Regions from separate parts of the Mus musculus genome. Here all the other regions are linked to region 3. The links are chromatin loops, found by intact Hi-C in ENCODE. Cell type or tissue: left cerebral cortex. All regions are shown on one strand.

Region 1 (8,000 bases), 190 kb after region 3:
CTTTCTGAGTGCAGGACAGTAAGAGTGAGGATTGATAGCAGGGTAAGGAAGGAAGGGGCTGTGTGGCTGGTGGAGGCACGGTAGCTGGGCTTCTTAGCTGATTTAGCATGGTAGGCTAGAACCTGCCTTTTAAGGGCTGGCCCTGTTCCCTCCTTTCAACTCCAGATCTGTGCTGTGCAGAGCCAGGGTGTCTGTGCTTACATCGGCTGTCAGGCTGAGCTGAATCTCAGGTTCCCTGCCTCTGAAGTGAGGCAGCTAGTCCAGGCAGCTGAATAAGAACGAACTCCAAGTACAGTGGATTAACTCAGCAAATGGGGAATTCTGACCACATTTTTGCTGGAACCCAGGCACCTGTGTGGGTTTTACAGCTGAGGATTCATCCAAAGGCATGGCCAGGTCTGGGATTTGCCACCCAAACCACTTATGGGTCTTGGCAGGCTCAGTCTTTGTCTCCTTGACCTCTCCACAAAGCTGCTTTGGACACCCAGCTGGTTTTCTGGGATGCAGGAAAGAATGAAAAAGACAAGCAGGTCATACCAGGCTGGAAACACAGGCTTGGAGACCTCACAGTGATTCTGTCTACTCCCGGTCAATATCAAGGAAAGGGAACAGCCTAGGGTTATATGCACCATCTCAGAGATGCCCACCACTCCAGCAGCACCTGCCTGGTAGTACAGTCTTAAGAATAAGGGAGACTTGTCTCCAAGCCTTGTGCTGCTGTGCTCAGCAGGTGTGAGCCATCCCCCCACTGCATGCAACTTCTTGCTACATCACAGCTCAGTCCATTAGCACCACTGCCTGTGCCATCCCAGGCTCTCTCTGGGTGTCAGGGACACGTTGATGAATGAGATGGGGCTCCCGCTGACCCAGAGGATCCCACAATTAAAACAACCTGGGTGCAGACCAGGTTGGATGGGTCAGGGGACAGCAGAGGGAGTTGCAGAAGCAGCAATAGGAAGAGCGCTAGAACCCATGTCTGCATCCCTAGGAGGCCGGCCTCCTGGCCAAGCCCCTCCAGCTTGGCCAGACTCAATCCACCGATTAACCTCGTGTTCAGAACTACTGAGCCATGAATCGCGTGGGCAGGCGGGTGTGTGTTGCCTTTAAACGAGCCTTATGTAACAAGGCTGTTGGGAACAGCGGACTCCAGCACAAGCCCTTCTTTTAAAATAGATCGCTTGTCTTTATATAGCCGAATGAGTCTTTGAGTCTTTCTTCTGGTGCTGCCGTCTTACAGAGGCGCTGATGTAGGTCAGATATTGCTTGGTGAGAATTAATTAATCTATAATTGTATCGAAGGAAAGCGAGAAAAACAAGCAAGCGCTCCAACTACCCATGGAGCCTAGGAATAAGCATTCCAGTCAGGGTCTGGGGAGGACTGGAGGCTGCTCGGTCCTTGTGATTCCTGCTGTCCACCTTACTGCCCCCTCTCTGCCCACAGCCTTAACTGTACAAAGGATTAGCTCCCATCCTGCTTCTGGAGTCCCCAGAGTCCCTCTGGTCCCCAGTCCCACAACCCAACCCTAGTATGTGGTAACCACCTGGATGTTCTAGGTCACCTGTGTCATGAGGCCTGACTCCCCTAGTCCCACTAAGCTGTCCCTTCCTGCTTGCTTTGTGCCCTGGCTCTTGCTCCCAAGCCACCTGGCCTGGTGTGTTTTCTGTGAAACTACCCCTTAAAGGTCCCACACATCTTCACACTATTTGCACTCTAGGTCAGTCCCCACTCCCCACTTATGTCCCATCTCTCAGGTTTTCTGGCTGCAGTGTCACTTTGATCCCCAGCATAGCTAGAAGAAATTCCCAGTTTCTACCCTCCCAGCTCCTGTGGAGCTGGGCCCCATGAGAATAGTTCTGGCCCCTGTAGCATGTTCCATGGAGATGATCACAGCCTAGGGTCTCTCAGGAGGCTGAGGTCCTTTAGATCACTGCTGCCTAAGTGTTTGGGAAAGTAGGCCCTGGCAGTTTTCTGTGCAAGGGCCCTGTGGTTGTTTCATTACTTGTTAATGATGTCATACCCAAAGTGACCAGAGTCAGAGATATCATCAAGGACTCCTTTTCCCACCTCTCACTTACAGATCATTTATCCCGAAACCTGTCACCAGACATGGGCTTCAAGTGCCTGCTGGCTTCAGAGAGGATATAGAACCTTCTAGACTTAACTCAAAATGCAGGTGGATCTGGGCGAGACATGAGAATCTCTGCGGGGGGTGGGGGGGTAGGGGGAGGAAACAGATGCTGTAAGCATCCTAGGTCGAAGTCAGCTGTTTTTTGGCTTAGCAACCACCAGTGCTGAAGCTACCTGGGCCCTTGACGCTACCACGTGGTCCATCCAGGTCCTCTCTGCCTTGAGAAACTGGGGCTCCACAGTTCCTACTATAGAGTACCAAGCCCTGTTGCAATTATGGGGCTCTTGGGAATGGGAGGGCTGGATTTTCTTTTGTGGGTGCACAATCCATTTCTCATAACTTGACGTTAGCAGTGCCTGCCTTTCCCTGAGCAGCCAAGTGACCACCTACCTCAGTGACCCTTAGGGGTCTGCATGTAATACTTGAAAGCCCAATGGATCCCCGCCATAGCTGGGAGGAGGGTTTGTCTGTCAATAGCCAATCCTGAACCTGAATGAGTAGAGTGTAGACACCCAGAAAGGCTTTCCCTCCCTCCTCGTTTCTCTCCTTCCCTTGATCCCAGATGGGAAAGAACAGGGGTCAAACTGCAGATCCACCCTTAAGAGGTTTAGGGCAGAGCTGATATCCCTTCCACATCTTTTCAGTTGGAGTTTGGCTGTGGATGTGAAGCTGTGTCTACAGAACTGGGCTTCTGTGAGCAACGTAAGTCTGGGCCACCTGGGCTCTGCTTCAGCCCAAAGCATCACCATATACTCACATTTGTGGAAGGGCGGTTCCAACAACCCGTGGGGTGCCGCTCTGTAACCTTGGGTATGCCCAAACTGGAGGTGACACCTTCTTGTCTGGGGGCCTGGGAGTCCTAGGCAGGACTTCCTCACTCTGCCTAGTTTAGCTTCTCACAAAAAATCTACAACCCCAAGACTGACCTCCTCCACAAGGGGAGAAACTGAGGCTGGGGAGTCAGTGTGGTCCCATGGTCACATAGCTGGAACCTGACATTCTGAGTCTCCATGTATAAAGGAACAAAGCTTTGCTTGGGAGGTTTTTAGCTTGGGTCCTTGGGCCTTATTGGCTTAGGTGGGTCTTGGGTGTGTTGAGGGTCCAGTTCCATAAGGAAATCTGAAGAATAGCCAATTGGATTTCCTCCTTTTGTGTTTTCTGGGCAGGTCTATTAGGCACATGTGCCCCAAAGGCTGAAAAGCTGCCAGCTGTGTGCCCAGTTAGTCACCTCACCCCTCAAAGACTCAGCTTCCCACTTCATAAAATGGGGCCATTGAGAAGGCTAGATATGAAAGTTGTGGGACGGTTGCTACCACGATACAGCACATCCCATATCTGTATGCCCTCCCTCCCACAGCAGTGAGTCTGCTCAGGTTCTGCTCTTTTCCTCAACAGTCTCCCCTCCAACCCCCACCCCACCCCCACCCCAGGAGCCTGCATGTTTCTGCCTTTGCTCCCTCCTGGCTGTTTTGTTCCTGTTCTCTGTCATACAAATGTCAAGAAAGAATTTAAATGAGGGGAAACTGCCTCAAAGGTTGTGTTTCTGGCAAGATTTCAGATTCTGGTGACTAGGGGGCCCGTGCAGGGCCTTCCTCAAATGACAGCACAGCAAGGCAGGGAGGCACGCCAGTGTGGGGACATGACAACACCCACCTCTTGCTTCCTGGTTCCCACAGTAGCCTGAGGCGTGTCGCGTTGGTCTGGTCAATGCACACCCAATCAAAGAATTGGGGCCTGACCCAGAACCTCCGGATCCTGTCCCATCCCTTTTCTGTCTCTGATCCTTCCAAATCCTTCTTGGGGCCTCTTCAGGTAATGCTCTCCCATCAATGTGCTGATCCCTGCTAAGGCTGAGTTGGCTGCTGGGTCCCCCAGCTCTGTCTTGATCAGCAAGCTTCACCCACTGTGTGTCATCCCCACTCCACACCAAAAGCTCTGGTTTGCTCAGGATCAGTGGTCTAGGTGTCTTCCCAGGAACACTTGCCTGGCGATATAAGGAGTTCAAAACCAGGGACAGAGAAGACTCTGAGTTTGATCCTGAGGGCTCACGCAGGCCGTGAAGCACCTGTTCTGGCTTCTGATAGCTCTTTCAGGGGTGGCAAGTGAGGTTTGTGGGTACAGAAGCACCAGACAGTAAAGAGAGGTTAACCCATTATCAGTGGCAGAGGTATCCTAGAACCAATGGAATGGGGTCCTGGCAGGAGGGGACCCTAGAGTGGAATCATAGGAGTTGGAGGGAGGAAGAACATTGGGAGGAGCCAGGCAGACAAGATGGATATGAGAAGTCTGCACAGGGACCACCCTCCAAGTCTGCATTGGCAGTCATGGAGATTCAGATTAGTACTCAGGAATCAAAGTCTGAAGTTCCCCAGGATGGAGTGTTGGTCCTGAGTTTGGGAGGGACTTGCCTAGATTAGGGAAGATTTGACCTGAGTGGTTTCTGGGCTTCTGCCCCAGGGCTCATCCTCTTGTAAAGCAACGAGACTGAAAACAGCCTAGCTCGAACACACAGCACACAGCACACACCTCTCTGGCTGCCTTCAGCTCCACTGGGGAGAAACGGGAGAGCAAGGGGTGGCAGTCGCAAGAGTGGAGCCTGTGGAGGTAATTAATCACTTTTCAATTAGCATTCAGGAGCTGCTGTCTGAGGACTCGGAGTAGGCTGGCTCTGCATTGCTGTGCCAGGCTCCGGATGCAATTTTATAAACGTTGTGAGCTGAAATAGCAGCTCTAAGCTGAGCAGGCATCCGAACCAGAGAGACATGGAACACAGCAGCAAGGGGTGGGGCGGGGTAATGAGGCCTGTGCCTGGAACAGAACCCTGGGCTGCCCTGCTGCATGGAGGACTAGTCCAAAGGTGTGGGAGGACTCTGGCATACAGCTGGCACTCCATAAATGCTCCCAGTACATCCCGGTGGGGATATGGATATTTTCGGGGCAGGTGGAGATTTATAAGTGTTCTGAGGGGTAAGCTCTGCTCCTGACCCTTGCCTGTTGGCTAAGTACCATGTGGGTCTTCACTGGCCTCCATTTTTCACCTTCTCCCAGGGAAGAGGCTATGCTGACCACTTTACAGATGATGGCTCACAGCAGAAACATTGCAGGGATTGTCCTGGGCAATAGACTGATTGTGGAGTGCTGCCTGCAGTTGATAGCCATTCACATCTTGCTGCATCCTTACCTTTCCAGAAATGGGGCAAGACCTCCCTGGGGCTGGGGGATGGAGACCAAGCTGGCATCCTCCTGAAGGTACAAGTTAGAGAGACAGATCCTTGTATGCTCCCTTCCTTGCCTCAGAAATGGTTCCACAGTTGGCAGGTACCACTGTTGGGAGCCATGTCATCTGGGGATAGAGGGAACGTCAAGGATTGTCTCTGAGCCACAAATCTCCTTTTTGGGCAGCATACAGAAGATAGGACAGTGGATAAACACCAAGGGACCTGGGTCAGGCATCTGATCCTCTAACAACTTGACCTCTGGCTCCTGCCTCCAGACAGAGCTCATTTCTGTTGTGAGCATCTTCCACTTCTGTTGTGCTGGCTCAGGAGATCAAGGCAATATGGAAGTAGACACCACGTTACAGTTAGGAAGAAGCAGCTGGTGAGGAACTTCCAGGCACAGGCCCCACTGTGGAAAACATAGTCCCCACTGGCTGGAGACCTAAGCTAGACACCCAGAGGGATTGGGGAGGGGACCTTGGGAGAGCTCAGGGTTAGGTCAGGTTGCCAGGGTGAAAACCACAGGTAGTCCTTGGGGGTTGGGTATGATAAGAGTCAGATCGGAGGAGACACATGCTTAGGGGCTCTGTGTTTCTCGTGGGACTTAAAACTGTCACCAGACATGACTACTCAACTTCAGACAGGACTATAGGCCCAGATGAGTATCTTCTCTGTAGCCTACCCAAGCCACAGCCCCACTTTGTCAGTGGTGGAGGAAGGGCTTTTGCAAACAGACGTCCCAGATCTAGGTCCAGACTGAGCTTGGTGGCAGGGTAAGAGAGAGGACAGCTGGCATGTGGTTGGGTCCCCAGAACACAGTTTCTACTCTCAGGACGGGAGGCTTCTTCAGTGAGCACTTGTTGACTCCCCATCACTAAGATACATGTTATTTGTGTGTTCCTGTGATAGGGCGTGGCCTATGGGACTAATAATTTGTCTCACTGGGCTGTGGTTCCCAACATAACAACCAGTGACCAGTTTTCCATGGTTTTCACTAGGATGGGACGCAGATGCCTCTTTGCAGAACTTCTGTCTCCAGCTCCAGTCTGACTTTCCACAGTAATTTCCTTATTACCCGGAATTAGCTTGCAAATAGCAGAGGAAACTTCAAGGTCTGTCTTCCTAAGGAGGCTCATCAGGCCCCATAGAAATTCAGATCAGAAGCCACAGTGTCCCTGCTGCTCAACAGGCACCCACACTCACGTGCCACTATTAATCCTTTATAAATAACTTGATCTTCATCAGGCACATATTATTTATGACAACGGTTGTATTATTTAGATGTCAGCAGCGTCATGTTAATTACAGCTGCTGGGGCTGTCAGTGGCACAGAGGTTCAAGGTGGTAGGGAGACCACAGCCCTTCATCCTCCTGTCCTCCCTTGCCTGTTCCGAGTGGGCGGGCGATGGACAGCCAGCTGACGTTTGTGTCAGTCAGTGGATGTTACAAGAGCAATTCTCTGTGGCTAGGGCTTGGTCATTCAGAGTTCTGAGATGGTAGAACCTGAAACCAGGTCTATGCAGGATAGAAGAGGTCTCTTGCTAAAAGGGGAGTAGTCAGTGCTTGTGAATGGGTGCTTAGTCTCCAAGGTGTGTGTGTGTGTGTGTGTGTGTGTGTGTGTGTGTGTGTGTGTGTGTGCATGCAGGAGTGTATGGGTACACACAGTGTCCATTACAGACCTGCTGGCTGTCATCTTAACCTGCCATTGTCACAGTCAGGTCCCTCTAGACCCTTGCTCCAGCCTTCAAAGAGTTACTGGGGACCAGGCTACCTTAAAGCTACACTGACGAGGTGCCAGCTATAAACCATGTGTTTTCTTTAACGTAATTCATTTTCTAGTTAAGAGCCAGTGAAGGGGTGGACCAGTGTTTGTGTGTGGGCTCTGTGCCTCTCACCACATGCCTGGCCCAACCCCTGGTTTCCCTGTGGCTGTCTTCTTGAATGGCAGCTAGGGTGCTATGAAACAGGTCAACTGTGGGAGTCATGACACATGGCCCGTGACTTACAGAACATAAGCTTCATAGTCCAGGCTAGTGTGTGAGATTGTGGCATGGGCAGGTCAGCCCCTCAGAAGCCTTGCTCTCGGCTGTGTAAACAGAGTGATCCCCCTGCATCCTCACCTGGGTGTCTGTCTATTTGTGTGTGTTTATGTCCTGGTCTTCTTTCTCATAAGGTCATTGGTCATAGCTCCGCTTAAATACTCTAACGGCAAACACTATTTCACTCTGTGGTCCTGGAGTCGGGACTTCAATATAAGATGGTGGAGCCCAATCCTGTCCCAGACACACACACCCAACAAGTCAGGTTGCCTAATTTATAGCCACAGAGTAGCTGTAGGGAAACACATGGCCAGTTCTGGTAAGTTCTTAGTGTGGATTTATGCACATCAAGACTTGGAAAGTTATCATTGACCTCTGAACCTCAGTTTCCCCACTGTGCTGTGAGCATGTGATTAGTTCTCTCACCAGCTCGTTCTGGAGATGAAGAAGAGACCCTATCATCAGATGATGAGTACCACTGAGTGGCATGTGCGGATGTGTACTGGTCACCCCTTAAAGCTGCCCAGTTGTCCAGACCACTGGGGTAAAAAGCCAGGCTGGGTAGAGGAGATCTGAGGTGCGGGCAGGACGGTGGCCTTGTTCTGGGAGACACA
Region 2 (8,000 bases), 350 kb after region 3:
CCTACAGTGCTCAGTGCCTCTGAGTCTCATTATTGATCTGGGGGTGACTGATCAAGGGCTACCTAGGAGAGTGGGCAATGGGTTGAAGGAGCTGAGATCTAGGGGAGGCTACATAGAAGCTCAGTAAATACCAGTGGTTACTTCATGGTTCCCATCCTGCTGAAGAGATATCCATCTTTTGGGTGTCAGCACAGGGGAACAGTCTACATAGATGACTGAACCCAAGTGAATAGGGTGGAGAGTCCTTCAGTGGTGAACCTCAGTGGAGGGTGACCTTGGCACAGGGGCTCTGTATGGTGGGAATTTAAAACTCAGAACTCACTGACTGTCCCTTCTCAGGGAACACCAAGCCCAGTCAGAGGAAAGGCCTGGTCACAAACTACTTCTGTTGTTCAGTGTATGTGACCAAAGCACCTCACAGTCAGTGACCCCCAAAGAGAAAAGGTGAAGTGGAGATAATAACCTGGCTGTTGACTGCCTTGATCAGAGCTCAGTGGGATGCTGGCCTAGCTATGCAGAGGGGCAGGGACGTTGGTGACTTGTAGTTACCTGGCAAGATTCAAAAGGCCTTGGTTCAGTCTCCTCTCACCTCCTGCTCTGTCATTTTCCTGCACAACTGAGGACAGTGTAGGTTGTGTCCCCACAGAAGTCTCAGATAAGGAACATCGGGTTTCTGAGAGGTAGGCGGGACTCCAGCTGTGGTCAGTAACCAACTGTGTGGCCCTAAGCAAGTTGCCTACTTCTGACAGGAGGCACCATGTCCAGTTCCCAGGGCCAGTGTGGTAAAGAAAGATGTGAGGTCATGGCTAGGGCTCAAACAGGATCACCTCTCTAAATGGTGACTACAGCCCTAGAGGCACCTACACAGGAGCTGCTGGGATTCCAGTTTCTGAGGGAGACAGAGTGAGCAATGCATCTCAGCATTGCCTCAGTTTCCCCATGACTCATGAACAAGTTGGAGGAGATTGCCTGCCAGCTTGCTGCAGAGTGAGTTTACATTTCATCTCCTTACCTGGTAGAAGCACCTGGAGGACTAAACTGGGTTTTAAAGGCCACACTCCCTAGAGTGTCTTTGAAAAATGAGACTGGTCAGGATTGATGGGGGCCAAAGGGAGTAGCTTGGACTCTGGTAGATCTGCATGCAGGTGAGCCCCTGCTGCTGCAGGGCCTTTAAAAATTTGCTTTTCCTGTGACACCCTGGTAGTGAGTGACAGCTGTAATTGGATCTGACGACACAGTTGTCAGCTGTCAGGAAGAGAGAACAGGAGATGACTGCGTGGCTCATGACATCCACATGGCATGTGACAGCCATCAGGAGAATGCAGGAGGCACGTACTATAGGTGAGATGGAGGAATGGGTATCTCACCTTCAAGAAGCCTATATGGGCTCTGGGGAGGGTGGAGAGGATATTCAAGGCTATCATCAAAGACCTTGGTCCCATCCTCCTCCTAGGCCTGTTGCTGGTTTACCAGGAGGTTAATAAATAGAATAGGTTGAGGAAAAAAATCCCTGTCACCCTGTCACTGTACACTCTAGAGCACAGCACTCTCCATCAATGTGATAGTCCTTTGGGGCAAATTCAGAAAGCTAGATTGGAAACAGACAGCTTACCATTCTTGCTTTGATATGTGTGTCCTGCCATGAAGACACTGTGGTCCTCCTGGACAGATCTTCATGACAAAGTGGAGTCTAGCCATCTATCTATGTAGGGGTCACTGACAAGAGCTAAACCATGTCTCCAAATTCAGACACAGAAACCCCCAACAGTACCTGGGAGCCGGTTGTGGAGTCACACCCTGGGCCAAGATCATTCAGAAGTCAACAGGGTATCCTTAATCCCATGGAATATGAGGACCCAGAAGTGTAGGGATTGAGCTTTCAAGGAGACAGGGCTAAGATGGTTGGCGCAGCGAAGGGCAGAAGCCTCAGAAGGAACTTGCCCTGCCAACCTTCCTCTTGGGCTTCAGCTTCCAGACTGGTGAGGTTCGGATATCTTCTGTATAACCTCTCAGTATAGCAATTTGTCACAGTGGCTGTCATCAGCACATGAAAGGAAAATACCATATTCAAAAATCCCAGGTCAGGCCAGTACAGTCCTCAGTGAGTAAAAATTCAGTCCCATGCCTCACGGAAGGTTCTGTGAGCTCACAGCTCCCTGATGGATGTAAGATGCTGCTATAAAGATGAAGAGAAGTCAAGACCTATAGGTGGGGGACAGCCCCTAAAAGGACCACTGTCCTTTCATATGACCCTGTGGTGTATGGGGAAACACACACACACACACACACACACACACACACACACACACACACACATCTTGTTGAAGTGACTGGAGCTGAATGAGATCTACCCTCCCCAGGAATCTCACTGCCCAGCAGTGATGAAGATGTGAGCAGGGCCTGGCAAGATGCTATTATGCAGCTATTAAAATGGATGAGGCCCAGCGTGGTACAGTGACCCGAATGATGGCCTCTGCAGATTATTACGTGAGCCAAGAGTCTCTGGGGACAGAGGTTGTGGAATTCCATTCTGGTTAGAAAAGGAAGGCTGCATATGTACACATTTACACATCTAAATACACAGACATATATCACACACACACACACACACACACACACACACACACACACACCACACACATATGCACACGCATATATACACGCCCACATGCACTGACCCGTGTTTGCATGAGGTTAACCCAAACAAGCTAATGGGATAGCTGACGTTTCATCTCTGCAGTGACCTTGGTGGAACGGATGCAGAGAATGGGGCCTGATTCTTGTCTATGCTCGGTCCTATGTCCTTGAGGCTCCTGAGTGATGTGGCATTTGTCAAAGGGAAAGTACACAAAGAAAAGCCAAAAGGACAGCAAAGAATGGTGGGGAGGAGCCACGCCAAGGCAGCTTAGGCCAGAGGTGAGGAAGCAGTCCACAGAATGGGCTCTGGGGCTTCAGAGCACCCTGCCTGATGTCTGAGGTGATGAGAGGTCCCAATATTACACCTCTCAGGTTTTGTGGAGACTGGAGGAGACAGGGGAGAGGCCCAAAGGTAATGGTGCTCAGAACTTAACTGGCAAGGCTGCCCGGAAGGATTTCCATGGGGCCCAATGGATATAGGAGCCTGGCACAGGACACAGAGGGTAATGGGACTCCAGGAAGCAGCCTTTAAGCTCAGGCCTCCAATGTATGATGGCTAGGCTGACAGACAGGCAGGTAGGGGCTTCAAATACAGGGACTTCTGACTGCCCAGTAGCCAGTGACTCTATCACTGGACGGTCCCTCCCTGAGATAGCCCTGTCCACTATGACTTTGCTGCCTGGTTCCCTCTGCAACCTCTGAGGGTACTAGAGGAACGACTCCTGCTAGCATCTGCCCAACTGTCCAGCTGCTGATATTCCCCAAAGCATTTTCTCTTTTCTAAAATCCATTCTTTCTTATGCTTGGCTAATGTCTTCCACCTCCTCCTCTTCCTGCCCCCTTTCCTCCTAACTCCAAGCTTCCGTGGTTCTCTGGGGTGCTTGCTTCCTAGTTGAGCCTTCCCAGCTGCCTATTCTGGCTACCCTTTCTGTGTCAGGTGGCCATAGCACCTTCTAGTAAAGCTATGGCAAGGTGGGAAGGCACGTGCTGGCCTGTTCTTCTTCCACCTCAGAAAACATACTAAAGGACACTGCATATTCTGAAGCCAGTGAGCAGTGGCTCCTTCCAGGTCACAGCCAAGGTTATTAAAGCCTCATGGACCCTAGCCCAAGTCACCGGGGGCCTTCATGGATACCTGCTGAGCCAGAAGACCAGCTTGGCAGTGGGTATAGGCTGGCTGGTTGCACTGTTCAAATCTGACCTATCTCGATGAACAGCAAGACCTGGGCATAAGCAAAATCTCTGTCCTGCTTTGGGCTTCGGTTTCCCTGTGTACAAGAGCAAAGTGGTTGGAAGGACACTGTGTGGGGACCACTGTAAGTCCCTTCCATCTCATGTCTCGGCCCCAGCACAGAGACCAAGGTTAAGTGGCTCCTTATTAACAGAACTTCCCTGTATGATAGTGTGTGGAGAAATAGTCCTGGCCTGTACCCAAGAGATGCTGTTCTCTCTCTAACCATACCACCAGACATTGCTACATGGCTCTGGGGGAAGAATTGCCCCAATGGGGTTCCCTTGCCCCCAAAGTCTCTTGTGATCTTGATTTAGGACGCAAACCCAGACTTCAGAGGTCTCTGAATTCCCAGATAAACGTGCAGAACACCGAACATGTGAACTTTGTAGAAAAGAGATCGCAGAGGCCAGAGACCCTAAAGAGGTGCACACACTCCCAGATTGAGAATTGCTGTGATTTGTGTACTTGCTTCAGCATCCATGCAAATAAAATCCTGGCAGATACACTTGTTCCTGGAAAGCTGTGCTTTCTCTTGGGCTCTGTCACGTTTCTTGACCCTTATCATCCCTCGTCTTCCCCTCCCTCCACCACCTCTCAGTCTCTTTAGAAAAATCTCTTCCACAAATTGCTCCTTTATCTGAAGTATTCCTACCGGGTTTCTAAAGCCGGTTGATGGAAGAGAGCTATTACATATGCAATCGCCTGCATTTATTTACATATCAGCAGCAAAAGGGGGGCCAATTTTTCATCTGGGTGACACAGCTGTGCTTGTAAAAAGGGCGTCTATTAAAAAGGCCGTCGCTGGGTACAAGCTGCAGAGTCTAATTGGCTTCTTGGGGACATTTTTTTATTATTATTATTTGCTGGGGGAACTGTTCATTTGAGCAAACGATATTAAACGACTATTGTCTCAGTCTTTAAGGAATTACCAGCTGAAAAACAACACAGCGATGTCAGCCGTCGCGTAACAAAGGCTGGCCGTGCGCGGGCCTGTCTTTGCTGATCGATAATAAGCTGGTTTCAATGCTGACGCCTCGAACTCAGCTTCTGCAGAACCTACAATTAGCTGGCACGGGTTTTCCTTTCCCCCTTTACGACTGCCATAAGAAACAGGGGGGATCGGGTAGAAATGAGGGCTCTCGGGAATGCCTGTTGAATTGTGTGTAGGTGAAGAGGCACACATGGTGGCCGGAGGGCCTCACGGTAACTGCAGCCTTGCCAGACCTGACCCTGCAAGGTTGTCTCTGGAGCCTTCTCAGCCCTGACAAATGACAAAGCAGAACTGAGGGAGAGGCCCATACAGTCAAGCACTTAAAATTCTGTCGCATCCCAAAATTACTCCTGCTTCGGGTTTTTGTGCATGTAAAGTGGGGGTGACAGTAATTCCCACCTCGTAGGCTGCTGCGAGTCTTACAGGGACTAATGAGTGTGACAGCCCGGGACAGGCTCTGGGACCACGTGTTTGCTATTGTTACTCCCGGCTCACTCTGAGAGCTTTGCAGAGATGTGTGTTACCACAGTAAAAAAAAATGAGGCTAAGCCGAGGTTCTCAGTGGCATGATTTTATCACCCCAGGGCACTAGCGGGGTTTAGGGACACCTGGCTATCACATCTAGGTGGGAACAAAGTGTTTAGTGCAAGGAGGTCAAGGCTGATGCTGGACAGAGTGACCACATTTGTCGGTAGGATGGTCCTCCCACAGTGAACAGGTCAGCCACACCTAAGTTGAGCAACCTGGATAGGAGATAGCAGATGAGAGGGGTCAAAGGTCGAAGGTCGAAGTAAAGTGTCAGAGTCAGGAGAGAAGGAATGATGGACTTTAGAGCCCAGGCCTCTTCTTTGTAGGCCCCTCAGGGTCACATGTGAAAACTCTGTAACATGGCTACATAAGCTTTCCGATAACTTCATCAACTCCCCCAGATCCTGATAATGTCTGAGAGGCCAGCGCTCCAGGGTTTGGAGAGAATTACAGCTCAGGGTCTGTGGTGCTGAGTGTCCTCCATGTTCACCTCTGTCCCTGTGGGGCTCCAGGTGAGCCCCTACTACGGACTTTGAACCTCTGACCTCTGTGGTGTGGAGAACATGAGCCAGAACCACTTGAATGGAGCAGCCTAGGCTAAGACAGGTGCTCAGAGAGGAGCTTGGGGTCACTGGGTGGCTCTAAACCTCCACAGCCTCAGCTTCATAATGAGGTGGGTCATTGTCCCTTTTTTTTTTTTTTTAGAAAGGTGTACCTTCTGCAAGTGTGCAGCTCCTGCCAGCCCAGTGCCTCTGACACAGAGGATTGATATTAGGGCTACCACATCTTATCTTCCTGCTTTATTTAAGCAAACCAGAGAGGCTCACCATGGGCTGAGAGGAAAATGGGATGCCTGAGGAACCAGGTAGATCCACCAGACTCTCTCAGCCTCTGTCTTGTCCTCCCTATCACGGTAGAAGTCAGCCACACTGTCCATGTATCAGCCCCATAGCACCCTCCTGGGTGGTACTCACACCAAGGCCGTGAGGTAAGGTGAGCTTCCTATGGAGCTGAAGACAACCAGGCCTGGAGTTCAGAGCAGTTCTGGGGAGTGGACCTCCACAGAGCCCATGTTCTCAGAGCTGTTTTCTTTGAGCTGGGAGCCCATGACTCTTCCCTGCCCACTCTGGCCTCCTTGGTACCGTCTCTAAGGCTGTCAATGCAGCTCTAATTAGGCTCACTGATGACACACACACACACAGAGTTTTTGTGACTTTCCCACCACCGACTCCTTTGTGCAGCTCACGAAAAGCCCCGAGGTGGTTTGCATCATGCTCCTGAGCCGCCTCTGGGGAGAGAATGTGACATGTGGGATGCATTGATGAGAGGCAGGTTCGGGGCCTTGAGGACTCGTAAACACACGGGGGAGAGAAGTGGGAGTGGAAGAAACCAGCCATCAGCCCATAGTTTACCTGCCATCACCCGCATCCCACTCCCACCCCATCAGCTCAGGTCAGAGCCCCTGCCTCGGGAAACTTCTAGAACCATGCACAAGTACACAGAAGTTGGCTGAGGAAGTTCTGAAACTCCAGGGAGGATGACCCTGGAGTGACCTCAGAATGAAAACATAAGGTTTCAGCAGACCAATATGCCATCGTGTGGATTTTAACTGCAGGGTTTAAAATAACCACTGGTCGGTCAGATATCTAGAGAAAGCATCTGAATGACCAAGATAGGATGTGCGAGCTTTATGTGGAGACTGGAATGTGGGCAAGGTAGTGACCTCTGGTGATAAGCTTTCTATAGCCATGAGATCAGTAGTTCTCAACTTGTAGGTCTCGGTCCCTTTGGGGGTTGAATGACTCTTTCACAGGAGTCTCCTAAGACCATTGGAAACCCAGATATTTACATTACATGACAGTAGCAAAATTTCAATAAGTCTATGGTTAGGGGTCACTACAACATGAGGAACTGTATTAAAGGGTCACAACATTAGGAAGGTTGAAGGCCACTGTACGAGAGGGTCCCTGAGCCTCCTGTGACAGCACTGATGATGGAGCTATTTGTTGGGCAAGGCATATCCAACAAGGAATCTATTCTGTGGCTGAGGTATAGCTCAGTGATTAGAACTTGTGGTTAGATACAGAGTTTGATCCCCAGCAACAAGTAAAGGGCCAATATTGAGAAAATGAGAAGCCCCAGGGTGAATATGTTACCCTATCTTTTCAACCCAGTGTGGTAAAGCCCCTGTCTCACTGGGCCACCAGGTGGGGGCATGAGGCAAATCTGTACCATGTTTCCCATCAGTATCCTGAAGACAGTAATGGCTTAGAATCCAGATGAGTCTACATTCCTGGGGTCTGTTTAGAATGTCTCCTGATTGATCTGGTAGAAGATATCCAGAGCCTTCTGTCGGACAGAAAGATCCCGTGCTTCCTCCAGAGACAGCCACAGGGATAATATTGGGTGTAGCGGTGGTGATGCCCACCCCATGCACCCTATAGGACACCAGCTTCTTTCAGGCCGTGGTGCTACACAACTGGCAAGGACTTCAGCAATATCCTACACGGCATACGAGTCCTTGTTGTCTCACAGTGGCCTGGAGAGGTTTGTCTGCTCGCTCTACAAGGCGGGAGTGGTCTTTTTCTGGCCCTGGCCTGGTGCACAGTG
Region 3 (8,000 bases):
CTAGGGCGTATGCGCGTGTCAGTTGTGATGGTGGGGGCGCGAGGACAGCCCTTTTTTCCGAATTTGGAGATAAGCCTCCGGGGGTCTCCTCTGCCATTGTCGGGTCTGTAGGTGAGAGCTGTGACGGGAAGTCTGGGGGCTTTTCTGCCCGCCTCCAGCTCTGTGCTGGGGGTGGGGATGAGATGCAGCCGGGCCCTATAATATATGTAACGGGCTCTGGGTAAGATCAGGGAATGGGGGACACACCGGGTTGTCTCTCGCGAGCCTCCTTGGGCCAGCATAGGGAGCCAGGTGGGGCTCCCTCAGACCCCTGCTAGCATCTCTGTGTCGGAACACCACGGGAACGCCTTCCCCAGCGCGCCCTGGGTCTGTGGGGGTAATAGAGCAGGGGGTGCTTCTCTGACTGAGCCTGCCAGGTTGGCCCGGCTCTGCCTGGTAAGGATGAGGGGGAGGTGAGGAGCACCAAGAAGCCTCTCCCACGTCCAGGGCGCCCCCTCCTCAGCCCGCCCAATGCGGGATCGCAGGGACCTGCCAGATTCCATTGCCGCCGCTAGAAGAGGAAGGGGGCTGGGGAAATGGGGCTTGGGGGGGGGCTTTCAAACTCCCGAGCTCCAAGCCTAATCCTGAGAGCTGCGAAGCTCCAAACGGCGAAGTTAGGAAGTCCGGGAGGCCATCCCTCCTCCGACCCCCTCCCAGAGCGAGACGCCCCCTTTCGCCGCGCCCCCACCCCCTTCGGAGCCGTTCTTACCTTCCCCAGCAGCAGAGGCCCCACGGGCGAGCAAGGACTTGATCCAGCGACTTGCAAAGCCCCCGGAGCGCACCGCGTCGCCAGCGGCCGAGCCGCGCGCCCGATCCGAGCTGGGGCTACTGTCGCTGCCGCCCCCGACTCGCTTTGGGCCCCGCCGAGACGTTCCCAAGAGCGCACCCGCGGGCGCTCTCAGGCTCCTCCCCACCCCCTGCCTGGCGGAGCCCCCCGGGCGCCAGAAGGGTCCGGATGCCCTGGCTGCGGGCTGTGCTGGGCGCGCGGGCCCGGAGGCTGGCCAGGACGCGGCGCGGACGCCTGTGCCGCCGGCTCGCCCGCTCAGCTCGCTCTGCCGGGGCCGCCGCCAACGCCGCGCCCGCCGCCGCCGCCGCCACCACCGCCTGCGCCCGCCGCTCCCTCTCCGGCCGCGCCGCCGCTCCGGTCCTCTCGCCTGCCCGGCTCTTCTCGCCTTTTTTCCCTTCCTGGGGGCGGGGGGGGGGGAGCGGAGCGGAGCCGGGGGCGGGGCGGCGCGGGCAGAAGGAGGAGGAGGCCGAGGACGCGGAGAAGGAGGAGGAGAGAGGCAAGCTGCTCCCCCGCCCGGCTGCCGGCGCTCCCCAATCTCTCGCTCTCTGAAACTGGATCCCGAATCGGGAGCCAGAGACTGCATTACGGATTACATCAGGCTTTATAGAGCTTCCAGATCACACATTAGAGGGGGAGCGCGAGCGGGGGGCGGGTTGGGAGGAGGGGAGCGGGATCACGGAGAAGGAGTGCGACGCTCAGGCGAGCGCACCTAAGACAGCCGACTCCTGCCCCACGCAGCAGGAAAGCCAAGAGTTGGGACTGTGCTCTCCTCCAGGAGCAGGGGAGTGGCTGCATCTGGGTGACAAGTGGTGGACCAACAAACGGATGGTTGGAGAAGAGGAGTTAAGGGCTGTGCACAGACCAATAGGTGTGTGGGTGGTGGAGGCAGGTGAATGTAGGTAGAGGCTGTCGGGAGGGTTGATGGATGGACAGGTAGCCATCAGGGTCAGGGTCGGTGGAATTGCGGAGGCGGGTGAGGGTGAGCAGGACTGGAAGAAAGTGGATTTGGTGGGTGGCACCATGGGGAGGGCTACATAGATGGGTGGGCCACGCAGATGGAAGGATGATGCATGCATAGGTGGATGAGTGGGTGGGTGGGTTGGATGAGTGATGGGTAAAGAGATGGAGTCAGAGGCAGGGACTGGGGCCCTTCCAGGGAGAGCAGGGGTGGGGCACTGAACCACTTCATTTGGGCCTGACCGGTCTAGACTTTCTGTCCTGTGATGCTGAGAGGAGGGGAGCCCGCCAGGGACAGAGTCAAAGGGGGGTGGGTTTTAAAGTGTCCCTGCCTGCCAGTTTCCATCCATGGGTGGAGAGAGACCTCAGTTGCTTTGTCTTCCATCATAAGATCCCTGGTTCCTCCTCTGTTAGGGACCCAAAGGGGTGCCTCTCTCTATAAGGTATGTTCACCCATACATCCCAGGACAACAATGGATGTGACCCAACACATATGTAGGCCACAATGCCATGTTTCAATGTCAAAAGATTTGACACTCTAGGTCTAGGCTGACAACAAGAGTCCTGGAAACCCTGGCCTCAGAAAAGTTGCCTTGTGTTCTTTTCCACCAAGATGCTTCTGCATCAGACCCCTTGCTCCTGTTTCACAATTTGTGATTTGCCCTGAACTCAAAACCTTTTGTACAGGGCCCACTACTTTGCACACTTTAGCAGACCAGTGGCAGTACCATTGCTACCCAAGGACACATGGGGTCCGGATGTTTGCATCTCTCTTCGGAGGCCACTGTCAACAACAATACAAACTCACAGCCACTGTCAGCACTCTCCCTGCCAGGTGTCAGGACCCACACTGCTGTCCTGTAACTCCCACTAAAACATCTTATCAGTTCCATCAACATCACAGTCAACCTACACCTCTCTCTCTCTCTCTCTCTCTCTCTGTGTGTGTGTGTGTGTGTGTGTGTGTGTGTGTGTGTGTGTTGGGAAGCACCTCAAGCCAATTAGATACCCAGGCACTGAACGTGGTACTCTGCATACCAGTTACTCCTGCAAGGCCTCACCTTGCAAGGGTGTCCTGAGGGACCGAGAGCAGGACCACACTAAAGCCCAGACCATCCTATTCGTCAGTACCCTGTTCACTTAGGCTTCTTGAGAAATGCCATTCTTCCCAAGGTATTTGAAATCCCAGAAAGGAGGCGGCATACCTCCCAGGAGACCTCTCACGACCCTCATCTGCTCCTGCTGGGCCTCTGAATCTTCCAGCCCCTGGAGTTTAGTTAGCCCTGCTTTGGCCTTTTTTAGCTGCAGTAACAGCCTGTGGTCACCAGGGGGCCTCTGATATCAGGCCAAGAGACAGCTGAGCAGCAGCGAGGCTGAGTCAGGATCCAAGCACTTTCCACACTTGTTTCTTGCTGATAAGAGAAGACAGCAGAAATCCCTGGCAGGGATCTGGGGATCTGACCTGGAGGCTCTTGGGGCAAGGCTGAGACCTGCTTGGCCTGGGATATCAGGGCAAAAAGGGGATATCCTTCTGAGGATAAGGGGCTAACCGTTCCTCTCCCTGTGTGGGAACTCATTCTTGCCCCTCTGACTGCTGCTCTCTGCAATTTTCCCTCACCCAAGTTTCTGATTCAGAGTCCAGACGGTGCAAGGTAAGACCTCAATGGGATCCCCTTCTATCTTTGCAGACGAGAGCAATGTCAGAGGCAGGGAATGCCACCCTGAAGCAGCCACATGCCAAGTCAACCACAGCCTCAGTTGTCCTGGTCCCCCTGTGAGCCCCCTCCACCAGACACAAGTAACTTGAAACAATTCCTCCAGCCAAATTGTTTCAGGATCCTACAACTTTAAGCCAGGGTGTTTGCCACCAATAGCTGTAGTTTACAGCCAGTAGCTTTTCTCCCAATACCCACACTAGCCTAGATCCACCAGGCACCATTCTATACCCAAATCTGTTTCCTTTCAAGTATACGGTCCTTGCTGAGAAGCCTTGAGTGATCTACTGAGCAAGCCCCAAGTGGCTGGATCCCAACCACGAGTCTCATAAAACCAGAGAGAATGAGACTCTTAGCTTGGTGCCTTCTTAGCGTCAGAAAACAGAATATGGCCACAGTTAAACTCAGCCATGACATTGAACTCACCAACCAGAAACTCTACTCCAACCTAAACTCTGACGCTAGTCGGCCTGAGCCATGATTCTATAATGATCTCATTATGCACTGGAGCAATAATAACACCTCCAGTAAGCTTTGCAGTTAGGGCAGAGTGCTTCCATTCTAAAACTCAGCAGATGCAAGGCCCTCCCCTCCGCCAGCTCCGCCCCGCCCTCCACCAATACCCTAACTCTCACCTAGCTCCCCTCTAATACCACTGCACTGTGAAAATGCCAAGATGGAATGTTGGAGGAACTGATGCTAAGAGCAGGTTTGCCTTAGCTCCCTCGTCAACGAGGCTCTGAATTCTGAGACTCTCCTAGGAAGCCTCATTGGCCTCCTTATGTGGCCCCCGGTGTTTCACAGATACCTCTGCCTCAGCCCAGCCATCAGCCAAGCCATATTTTGCAACCTCCTTGGTCTCGCTGCTCAAGGGACTCTGTTCATGCCTGGGTCCAGAGAAAGATGGTGATAGACCTTCCAGGTTCTATGCCTTGAGGCCATCCAGGGCTAATGGCAGCCAAGACAATCAAGGGGTTCCAGGAGCATTTGCCCAACCACTCTGTTTTTGTGATGCACCTCAGAATTCCTTCATCATCTCTGGTACCACCAATCTACCGCACAGACAGACTGGGGCCTCAAGGGTACTTTGTGGATACCATCCCTACTCAGGGCAAGCAGTTCCCTAGAGGTGATCACCTCACAACCACCATCCCAGGGCTCTGGGCCAGATGTGTGGAGAAAGGAGTCTGGCCTTTGTAGCCCTCTTTCCCATGTCCCCCTTTCCCCCAAATTTCCCTCCTTAGATCCCAAGGTGACGAAGGGCAGAGAAGGCTTGGCCTTTGGGTCCCAGCATCAAGGGAAGCATCTTAAACAGTCCTACTGTGATGGTGGCAGAGCCTGGTGTCCACTCTGTCTGGCTTGCCCCACACGCCACAGTGGCTAGAAACTGGAAATGTCACTTGTGGCCCGAGGATAGAAATTCATTTTTTCTGTCATTAAGTTCATTTAAATGTAAAAAGGCTCCTGTGTCACATAGCTGGTGCCTGCTGTACTAGACTGGTGTTCTGGCTGGGGCTGGGGCTACCATACCCCCTCCTCACAGGCTGCAGGGTAGAGTGCCTGACATTTGTCCTTATCTCTATCAACCCTGTGATTTCAGGTGGCTGAGCAGGAGCATCCCCAACTCTCTTTCCCTTTCCCATCCAGACCACCAGGTAAGGGTACGATACCTTCCTGAGTCCTACAGCCGGCTGGGCTGTGTCCTAGCTTCTCTGTCTTCCGGCCCTGTGAGTTCAGGAGTATTTCTCACTTTATCTGTGCTTTATCTGCTTCATCTGCAAACAACAGCAGTGATGCCTCCCAACCACCCCGTGTGATCTATGACAGACCCAAGTGAGCACATGGGTTCTCTGGTCCAAGTGGGGGTGGGGCCAGGGAGATGCTTCAGATACCCACAGGGCTCTGGTTGGTACACGAAACCTTCCTGTACATCAGAGATTCTGAAATCCGAGGCTCTCCTTCTAGGAAGCCTCACTGGTCTCCTTATGTGGCCCCGGGGTGTTTCACAGATTCTTCTGTCTCAGTCCACCCACCAGCCAGGTCAGATTCTGCAGCCTCCCTGATACGCCTGCCCTCTAGTGACTCAGTACAGACTGCAGAGCTATACCCTTTTGCCTGTCCCTCTAAGCAGCAGACATATCTACAGCCATTGGCCTCAGTCCACTAGCTCTTCTAACCCAACCCAGACTCCCTGGCCCCACTCACCTCCAGAGTCTGGGAACTGTGACTGCCCTTTTGGTTAATGCCCAGCATCGTGGGACACCCCCTTGGGAGACTGGGCCAGCTGTGTGAGTGATCCCTAAACAGGGAAGTGAGCAAAAAGCCCTCCTCCCATCCCAGGGCTCTAGCTTTTTGTGACCCTGGCCCTCAGGAGCTGATCCCGCATGGCCCAAGGATCCTGTGCAGTCTTGCATGGATAATGCCCTCTGCCTTCTCTGTGCAAGACTCAAGAGAAGCCAGGTCTTTCTGCCCCAAGTCCTGGGACAACTGTCTGACCTTATGGATTCAGGGCTCATGTAGGGCACCAGGCTTGGAAAGATTCAGTCAGGATATGTGCTTCAAATGTGCCTCAGCTGGGTCACTCAAGCACTGGTTTGCTAGGAGAGAAGACTAGAAAGTTCTGTGTGAGCTTCAGGGAAGCATGGCTAATCCTGACCAGGACTCCTTCCAGTCCACATCTGTTCACTGGCCAGCTGCTCTCGCCAAGCTGAGGAAGGTTACATTTCCTTGCACACTGGAAAAAGCTCAGGGAGGGAAAGGTGCCTGAGACCCATAGTGGCTTCCTACTGACCAGGACTCTGACAGGTTATAGGGAAGAAGTCAAAGGAAGAGACATTGGGTGAACATTTGTTGGAGGGAAGAGATGGGGGTTGGTGATGGGAGGGGGGGCAGATGCTTTGAGTTATTTCTCAATTGGCCACTGGCAAGGGCTTTAAAGCTAATTGCCTTTTCAACAGACCCTGCCCAGACCAGGGGTCCCCAGGGAATGGACCCTCTCCACAGGACCAGGGCTATATATCTTAGTAGAAGTGCCCTTCCCAAAGGGGCTCAGAATATAACCTGAGTGTTCCCTGCCCACGCCTTAGGACCTGCTCTACCTGCCCCGAAAAGCTCAAGCTATTTCTGACCACTCCCTGTTACAGCTCTCAGAGTGCAAACCAGGTGTGATCAGCGGGTTTTCCCAACTCCCCTCAGGGCCTAGGAATATTGAATGCAGGTCAGGGAGAAGCAAGGTGGCACCAGCCAGGCTGTGGAGGTGGCAAACCCCTAAGCCTCCTGGAGAGGAGGTCCCCTGAGGCCGTAAAGGCTCCTACAAATGGTGAGGCCTAGACATATATTCTGGAAGGTTCCTCAGCAGTTTCGCTGGCCTTCTGGGTTGTTCTCTACCCCACTCTGTCCTCACACAGCTAGGAGAGGTGGCAGGGCAAGGCCCCCATCCAGAGTGGGTAGTTCGGCAGCTAAAGAGGGGATGGCTGCCCAAGGTCTCACAGCCAGGATCTAGGATAGACTCCAGAGCCTGAGTCACGTGCCAGACCTGTGAAGGAGGCCAACAAGACTAACAGGGCAGAAAGGGAAGGAGGGGACATGTTCCAGGGAGAGCATGAGGCACTTCAGAGAGCTGTGTGTGCATGCATGCGTGTGTGTGTGTGTGTGTGTCTGTGTGTGTGTATTGCTAGTTATGGAACCCAGGGCTTCATGCATGCTTGGCAGGTATTCTATAACTGATCCACATCTCCAGATCCGTAGAGAGAGCTCTGGCCTTTTTACCGTCTGAGTCTGGGCCTGGTCACATACTTATCCCTGGTTATCTCTGTCTGTAGATTCAGCTCCAATCCACTAGCAGTGCCTTGGTTCTGAGTGTGTGCTGATCCCTACTCTCACACTGAGCCCTAACTTCTCATCACTGACTGAGAGGTCATTGAGTACATACTGATCCCAGATCGCTGCATGCCCTCGATTTCCGACTGATTTATAAAGGTGGGCACATATTTAGGAGCATTAATCAAGCCCTGAATCTAGGTTAGTCACTGCCCCAGGATCTATGATCATAGACTAAGTCCTGGTCCTCCTTTCACTGATGCCTGAAGATGAGCGCCGACTGTGGTCATAAAGTTTATCAAACCTCTTTTGGGCCTGGCATCTTGCCCACGTTAGCCAACTTCCTACCCTGGTTCCTAAGGCTTCAAGACATCTGCACACAGTTGCCTCAGCTGCCCCTTCAGGCCCCATATCTGGACTTAGTGAGCCCCCAGGAATACAGAATGCCAAGCTAGGTCTCATTGGAAGGGGTTTAGGCATTTAATAAACAGCACAGTGAAAAATCAATACAGGCAGGCCGACAGATCTGGAAGCCAACGGGAGCAGGCTGGAGGTGGGCTTGACTGGCTCTGTGTGCTCACCTGCTCAGCCTTGGCATTGCATTGGCTTCCTGTATGTGGACCATCAGTTAGCCTGTCTTGGGCAGAGGCCATGTTCCTACCTTCCATGACTCCTGCCCTTTT

Evidence for each region. A loop is a pair of places that touch in the nucleus more often than their neighbours do. Peaks named below come from ENCODE experiments on the same cell type or tissue, not always from the same donor. Only the 100,000 strongest peaks of a DNase experiment are listed, where the experiment ranks them.
Region 1: a loop joins it to region 3, with 3 times the contacts of the local background. A loop is called at or near these places in 4 of 42 quality-filtered maps.
Region 2: it touches region 3 in a loop (3-fold over the local background); 5 of 42 quality-filtered maps call a loop at or near these places.

What each region holds. Positions count from the first base shown.
Region 1 is chr15:74,322,523-74,330,522 of GRCm38, reverse strand. All of the region lies in intron 3 of Gm19859 (a long non-coding RNA gene), which reads left to right. Among named protein-coding and RNA genes, the nearest start is that of Gm32839, 41 kb to the right of the region's middle. In left cerebral cortex, no CTCF peak of the experiment used is centred here; DNase peaks (open chromatin) are centred at 212, 1,119, 3,815 and 4,821; H3K27ac peaks cover 3,387 bases.
Region 2 is chr15:74,159,215-74,167,214 of GRCm38, reverse strand. No RefSeq gene overlaps it. Among named protein-coding and RNA genes, the nearest start is that of Gm32918, 41 kb to the left of the region's middle. In left cerebral cortex, no CTCF peak of the experiment used is centred here; no DNase peak of the experiment used is centred here.
Region 3 is chr15:74,509,615-74,517,614 of GRCm38, reverse strand. It overlaps Adgrb1 (adhesion G protein-coupled receptor B1), which reads right to left and starts at 1,419. Exons shown (of 31, transcript NM_174991.3): 1 at 749-1,419. In left cerebral cortex, CTCF peaks have their summits at 3,111 and 5,578 (motif pointing left); DNase peaks (open chromatin) are centred at 858, 1,379, 1,832, 3,115 and 2 more places; H3K4me3 peaks cover 1,932 bases; H3K27ac peaks cover 2,018 bases.